Regions from separate parts of the Mus musculus genome. Here region 2 is linked to region 1. The links are chromatin loops, found by intact Hi-C in ENCODE. Cell type or tissue: heart. All regions are shown on one strand. Each heading gives the region's core, and the rest is flanking DNA. Links, peaks and the distances in the headings are about the cores only.

Region 1 (2,915 bases), core at 250-2,749:
GCATCTAGTACTTTTGACCCACATCTCTAGTGTGCTGATATGAGATCCCAGAGTTTTTGTTCTGCCTACATTTGACCTCAGTGAGGAATATGTCCAAGTTTGATAGACCCTGTATCACTCCCACCTACTGTCTAGCTGGATCTGGGCACAGCTAGAGTGGGTGAGGGCAGAGCTGAGGCTATGGAAGGGTGGAAATCTGAAGCCAGCATGGTTAGGGTAGGCTTGGTAAGCTTGCCCTAGGCTAGTGCTCAGTTCCTAGAGCTATCATTTCCATCTGGTCCATACCTTAGAAACAGTCCATTCTGTCCAGAATTTGGGAGACCAAAATCACCATAATTTGCATTGTTAGCTATTATTCATCACCCAACCCATAGGCTTGCTGCAGCCTCCTATCCAGACAGACATGGGAGAAATGCACTGGGAAGTGCACTGAGAGGTGGTTAGAGACTAAGGCGTCATACTGCATGAGAACTTAGGCTATTATGTGAGAACAAAACCAACAGGGCAACAAGTAGGTGAACTATGAAGGGGAATGCCCTCACCTCTGATAGAATGGCTATTCTAGGCAGCTATCATGGTGTTGGGCACCCCCCTCTCTCTTAGGTGAGTGGCAGATGTGTAGCAGGCTAAGCCAGAGCATATGTCCTTAGTATTGAGCCCACTGGACAAAGACGTAGCTCAGTTGTGCTCTCCAGATCCTGCAACAGCTTTTCCCAGCTCAGTGCTTGCCACGTACTCATGATAGCCTACTAATAATAGTTCAAAGACCAAAGAAAATTTCAAGACTTGAGTATATAAAATGTCTTCTTAAAAAAGATTTTATGAGATTAGTCACAAGCAAAAACAATCTTAATTTTAACTCACAAGGCAGAATTTTTTTTAAGACTATAAAATGCTGTTTGTGGGATCATATGGATTCAATATCAGATTGACTTTCTGGTCCAGAATTGTCATGCCAAATTCTTTTACACATGTGGAACCATCTTTCAAATATGCATCATGAATTTTTTTCTTTTCTTTCTCTTTTTATCCCTACAAGTTTTTTTTTTTTCAAGCAAAGCAAAACAAAAAAACCTACGGTACATGGAAAATGAGATCACTTTTCCAAGTGGAAAAACGGATTTAGCCCTAAGGTTAAAGTCTGCGTTTTTTAAGGGGAAAAAAAGTCGTCCATGTTTAATGTAAAAGTCACAGCACGAAGCACCTGCCACAAGGTACAGGCAACGGTCAGTGGCCTGATGGCACCTCTGCTCTGTCTTGGCATTCCTCCCACCCTCTGCACACAGAGAGGCCAGCACTTTGAGAAGTTGTACTTCCTTTGGCGAACTCTGGCTATCTTGATTTCTTCCAGTCCCATGGCAGGAAAATAGCCAACAAGTACTTCAAAGATTATTTTTGTCAAGGTCACAGCAGAGGAAAAAAGAAAAACAAAACAAAACAAAACAAAAAAAAAAGGAGGGAAAAGGGAACAATTCTCAACAGCTTCTCTCATGTCTCCCCCTTGGCATTAGGGGAAGTTGGAGCGAGTCGTTCCCTCTGGGAGTTGTTGCCATGGTTACTGCACAGCAACAGGCCCTAGTCACGCGAGCAGCACTGGGCAGGCATTGGGGCAGCTGGCTGAGCTTCCTGGAGCCAGATCACTCGCAGGGGCTGTGGCATGGAACTTGCGTGCGTGCGAGCACTGTTCTAGCCGGGGGAGTGGAATAAATGGCTGTTTATAGATCCCACAAATAGTAAACGCAGCCTTGAATTTCTTCCATGAAGCAGCTAGGGCACTTGAAAGCAGTTCCTGAGAGACCATACTAACTAACTGTGGCTGCAGAGACAGCAGGTGTGGACAGCGCTGGAAGCACCGCACTCATTTCATTGTCAGCCATCCCTTGGGCTCTGTTCTGTCCTACTGGTGGAAAGGTCTACAGCTAACCTAGAGCAGGTTAGAAGCTGAGTGAGCAGTGTAAGTGGCACAGACTATCACCTTCATCAGCCCAGCCAATAGAGGACAGGCTCTAATCGTGGTCCTCAGCTTCAAGCATGGCTCTCCCAGATCCTGGCAGGTCTGCCCCACTCTCCTGGTCCTTTTCTTACCACGTTCCCTTTTTCTGTACCCTGGAGTTTCTTAGTGTTGGTTGGAAGACTCTGAAATTTTATATTTTCAGTTTTTAGCCATGGACTCCTATCTGTACCAAGAAGCTAAGTAGGTAGGAGAAAGGGGATTCTTATCCTTCTGGCTCTAACCCTCAGTCTTCTTCATAGTGACCAGTACATGGTCACTTACATGGAACATGAGTCAAACGTCAGTTCTGCCTACAAGGCCCCAGGAAGACATCCTAACTGGGAAGGTGGGTTTTTGACATCTTTCTTCAGAAGAACAACTCCAAAATAGTTTTCTCCAAATTACTACACTAGAAGTACTGGAGGTACTTGGAGTCTATCTATGAACCTCCTTTCAGGAGTCTGAAGGGTCTGTGGTAGCTTATCTAAAAGTTACAGAACATACTGGTGCAGCTCAGAGAACTTCTGCCTGGTGCATGGCTGTGACTCCCTGACATATACAGTTATGCCACAACTGTTTCTGTATTACATTGTGAGGCAGAGTGGACAGAGGACAGCTAAAACCTGGCAGGCAGCCATGGGTTCTGCAGGACTCTCCCTTTCAAGGAGTTTGTGAGATTCCCTTCATCTGAGTATGTATTTCAGTAAATCTTTCTTTTTACAAACCACTTGCAACCAGAGGACTTTTGCTATGCCAGTTCAAGGACCCATGGCAGTCTTGGTCCTGATATCCAAAGTCTCCTACCCAGAAAGTCTCCCAGACTGCACTCATTATCTTCATTTGTGCAAACCTCCTTTAAACACGAAAATATAACATGCACCTTCAGTTCAGTCATACTGGAGGAGGCTGGATCCCATAAAGG
Region 2 (2,915 bases), core at 243-2,742, 52 kb after region 1:
ATTACTCGGCTCTTGGAGCCTCTACCTACCTCTTGTTTTCTTAGAATGCTGTTTCCAAGGCTGAATGTCCCCCCTTCACAAACTTTTTCTGTCTTTACTGCTTTTAGTGTAAAAGCTCCCTAGCAAGGCCTTGTGAGCTTTATGCTTTGCCCCCCCTCCCCCGGCAGAACCTTACGTACTTCATCCCAATGCTGATGACTGTATATTATAGGCACAACACAGAGGAGGGAAGCCAGAGGTGGAAGGGTCACGTTGGAGGTGCAAACAAGCATGCCAGTTTTCTGTGATTTGTTTCCTTTCGCAGGCACTGACTAAGCAGTGACTCTTTGCTTATTTTTCTGAGTCAGTCTTTATCCTCTCACATCTCAGAGCTCTCCAAGTGCTTCTCAGTGAATCGCCATGATCCACCATGGACCGTGTCTTAGCCTCACCCGTTGGAGGGAGCATTTCCTTCAATGCTCACCCTGATTCTTAGCTATCTAAACTCTCCAGCTGCTCTGTTATCTGGATCATAGGGTTTTCTTTTTCTGATTTTCTCACTGAATTTTTCTGGTGTATACTCTCCAGAAGTTACCTAGCTAAAAAGTAACTGGAAAGTCTAGGGTTCATCTGACCACCTGCTGGCAAAGACACGGTCCCAGAGTAGAAAACAATTTCCTTGCATAGACCTTAGAGTAGATGTGGTGTCGATGCTGGGAGGATACATCTGTTCCAAGTCTTGGTCTCCTGTGACCTCTTGGAAGCCTTGGGAGTTTTCCTGCCCTAGGGATGGAAGTGCCCTAGTGTGATAAGTTTCTATAAGCTGTACAGGGCACTCTGTTGGCCCATCTAAACCAGTTTCTCACTGAGTTCTGGAGAAAGAAAAAAAAACCTTTTTAGCCCATTCCCCTCAGATATTTTTCTACATTTATAGCTACTTCCTAGTCTGTGACTCTAGAGATGATTCTGTTCCAAGGATCACCATCTTTGTCCATCTCTCTGAGATAACAACTATAGGTTAAATGGGCTTTAAGGTGTCTTTTCAGTTCCCAAATTACCTCTTCTACAAGTGTACGTTAAACTTGACCAACTTGGAAAGGTAGTGGGTGTCAGTGAGGCTTGCACCGTGGTTAAAGGTGTTGAGACTAAGCAATATGGAGTAGTGTATAACTCCCCACAAGAGGGTCCTAACAATCCATCTTATGTGGAGCTAGAGAAGTATCATCCTGAGTAAGGTAACCCAGACTCAAAAGGACATACATGGTATGTACTCACTTATAAGTAGATATTAGTCATAAAGTACAGGATACCCACAATATCCACAGACCCAAACAAGCTAAACAAGAAGAAGAAGGAAGGCCCAAGTGAGGATGCTTGAATCTCACTTAGAATAAAATAGTCATAAGCAGCAGATGGAGAGAGGGGACTGGATGAGAGGGGATGGCGAGGGGAATGGAGGGGTCAGGATCAGGTGTGGGGAGAGACATGAGAGAGGGCCAGAGGGACAGGAGAATGAATATAAATCTGTAGTAGGTGGGGGAGGGGCATGGGAGGCATCTCTAAGACATGTCAGAGACCTGGCATGGGGGGTAGTTTCCAGTAGTCAATGCAGGTGACCTTAGCTGAGATGCATAGAAGTAGGGATATGGAACCTGGAGAGGCCACTTCCTGTAGCCAGGCAGGACTCCCATTGGAGGGATAAGACTACCAAATCCACCCACAAAATTTTCAACCCAAAATTTGTCCTGCTTACAAATACTAGGTGGACAAAGATGGAGTGGAGTCTGAGGGAATGGCCAACCAATAACCATCCCAACTTGAGACTCATCCCATGGACAGGTACCAGTCCCTGATACTATTAAATGATACCGTGTTATTCTTGCAGACAGGAGCCTAGCAAACTGTCCTTTGAGAGGCCCCACCCAGCAGATGACTGAAACAGATTCTCAGACCCACAGCCTAACATTGGACGGGGTTCAGGGAGTCTTATGGGAGAGTTGGAGGAATGATTAAAGACTCTGAAGCAGATAGGAACTCCACAGGATGACCAACAGAGTCTACTAACCTGGTCTCTTGGGGGCTCTCAGAGACTGAGTCACAAACCAAAGAGCATACACAGGCTGGGCTAAGGCCCTTAGCACATATGTAGCAAAGTACAGCTCAGCCTTCATGTGGGTCCCCCCAGATGAACAACTGGAGCAGGGGCTGTCCCTAAAGCTATTGCCTGTCTGTAGAATTTGTTTCCCTAACAGGGTTGCCTTGTCTGGTGTCATCTGGAGAGGATACAACTAGCCCTGCAGAGACTTGACACACCAGGGAGTGGGAATATGAAGGGGGACTTCCACTTTCTCACAGGAGAAGGGGTTGGGAGTGGGAAGAGAGATTGTGTGAAAGGGGACCGTGGTGGGGTCAGTGATTTGGGTATAAAATGAATGAATGAATGAATGAATGAATAAATAAATAAATAAATAAATAGGAAAAGAGAATTTGTGATTGAATAGGCTTGGCCCAGGGAGTGGCACCCTATTAGGAGGTGTGGCCTTGCTGGAGTAGGTGTATCACTGTGGATGTGGGCTTAAGATTCTCATCCTAGCTGCCTGAAAATCAGTCTTCCACTAGCAGCCGTCAGATGAAGATGTAGAACTCTCAGCTCCTCTTGTACCATGCCTGCCTAGATGCTGCCGTGTTTCCACCTTGATGAAATGGACTGACCCACTGAATTTGTAAAGCAGCCCCAATTAAATGTTGTCCTTATAAGAGTTGCCTTGGTCATGGTGTCTGTTCACAGCAGTAAACCCTAAGACAGACTCCATCCTATGAAAGTGAAGTCTAGTTTGTCGTGGAGTAACCGAGTACTTGAGATGCCAGAAATATGGAAGGAAAGCTGTAGGTCAGTGTGTGCCACAGGCAACAGATCTAGAAGCACGGGGCTACCC

What was found. Peaks named below come from ENCODE experiments on the same cell type or tissue, not always from the same donor. Only the 100,000 strongest peaks of a DNase experiment are listed, where the experiment ranks them.
Region 2: it touches region 1 in a loop (2.1-fold over the local background); 2 of 42 quality-filtered maps call a loop at or near these places.

What each region holds. Positions count from the first base shown.
Region 1 is chr13:74,244,137-74,247,051 of GRCm38, forward strand. The region is part of intron 4 of Ahrr (aryl-hydrocarbon receptor repressor); the gene reads right to left. Among named protein-coding and RNA genes, the nearest start is that of Exoc3, 37 kb to the left of the region's middle. In heart, for the core only: no CTCF peak of the experiment used is centred there; a DNase peak (open chromatin) is centred at 1,585; H3K4me3 peaks cover 285 bases; H3K27ac peaks cover 427 bases.
Region 2 is chr13:74,296,286-74,299,200 of GRCm38, forward strand. No RefSeq gene overlaps it. Among named protein-coding and RNA genes, the nearest start is that of Ahrr, 5.4 kb to the left of the region's middle. In heart, for the core only: no CTCF peak of the experiment used is centred there; no DNase peak of the experiment used is centred there.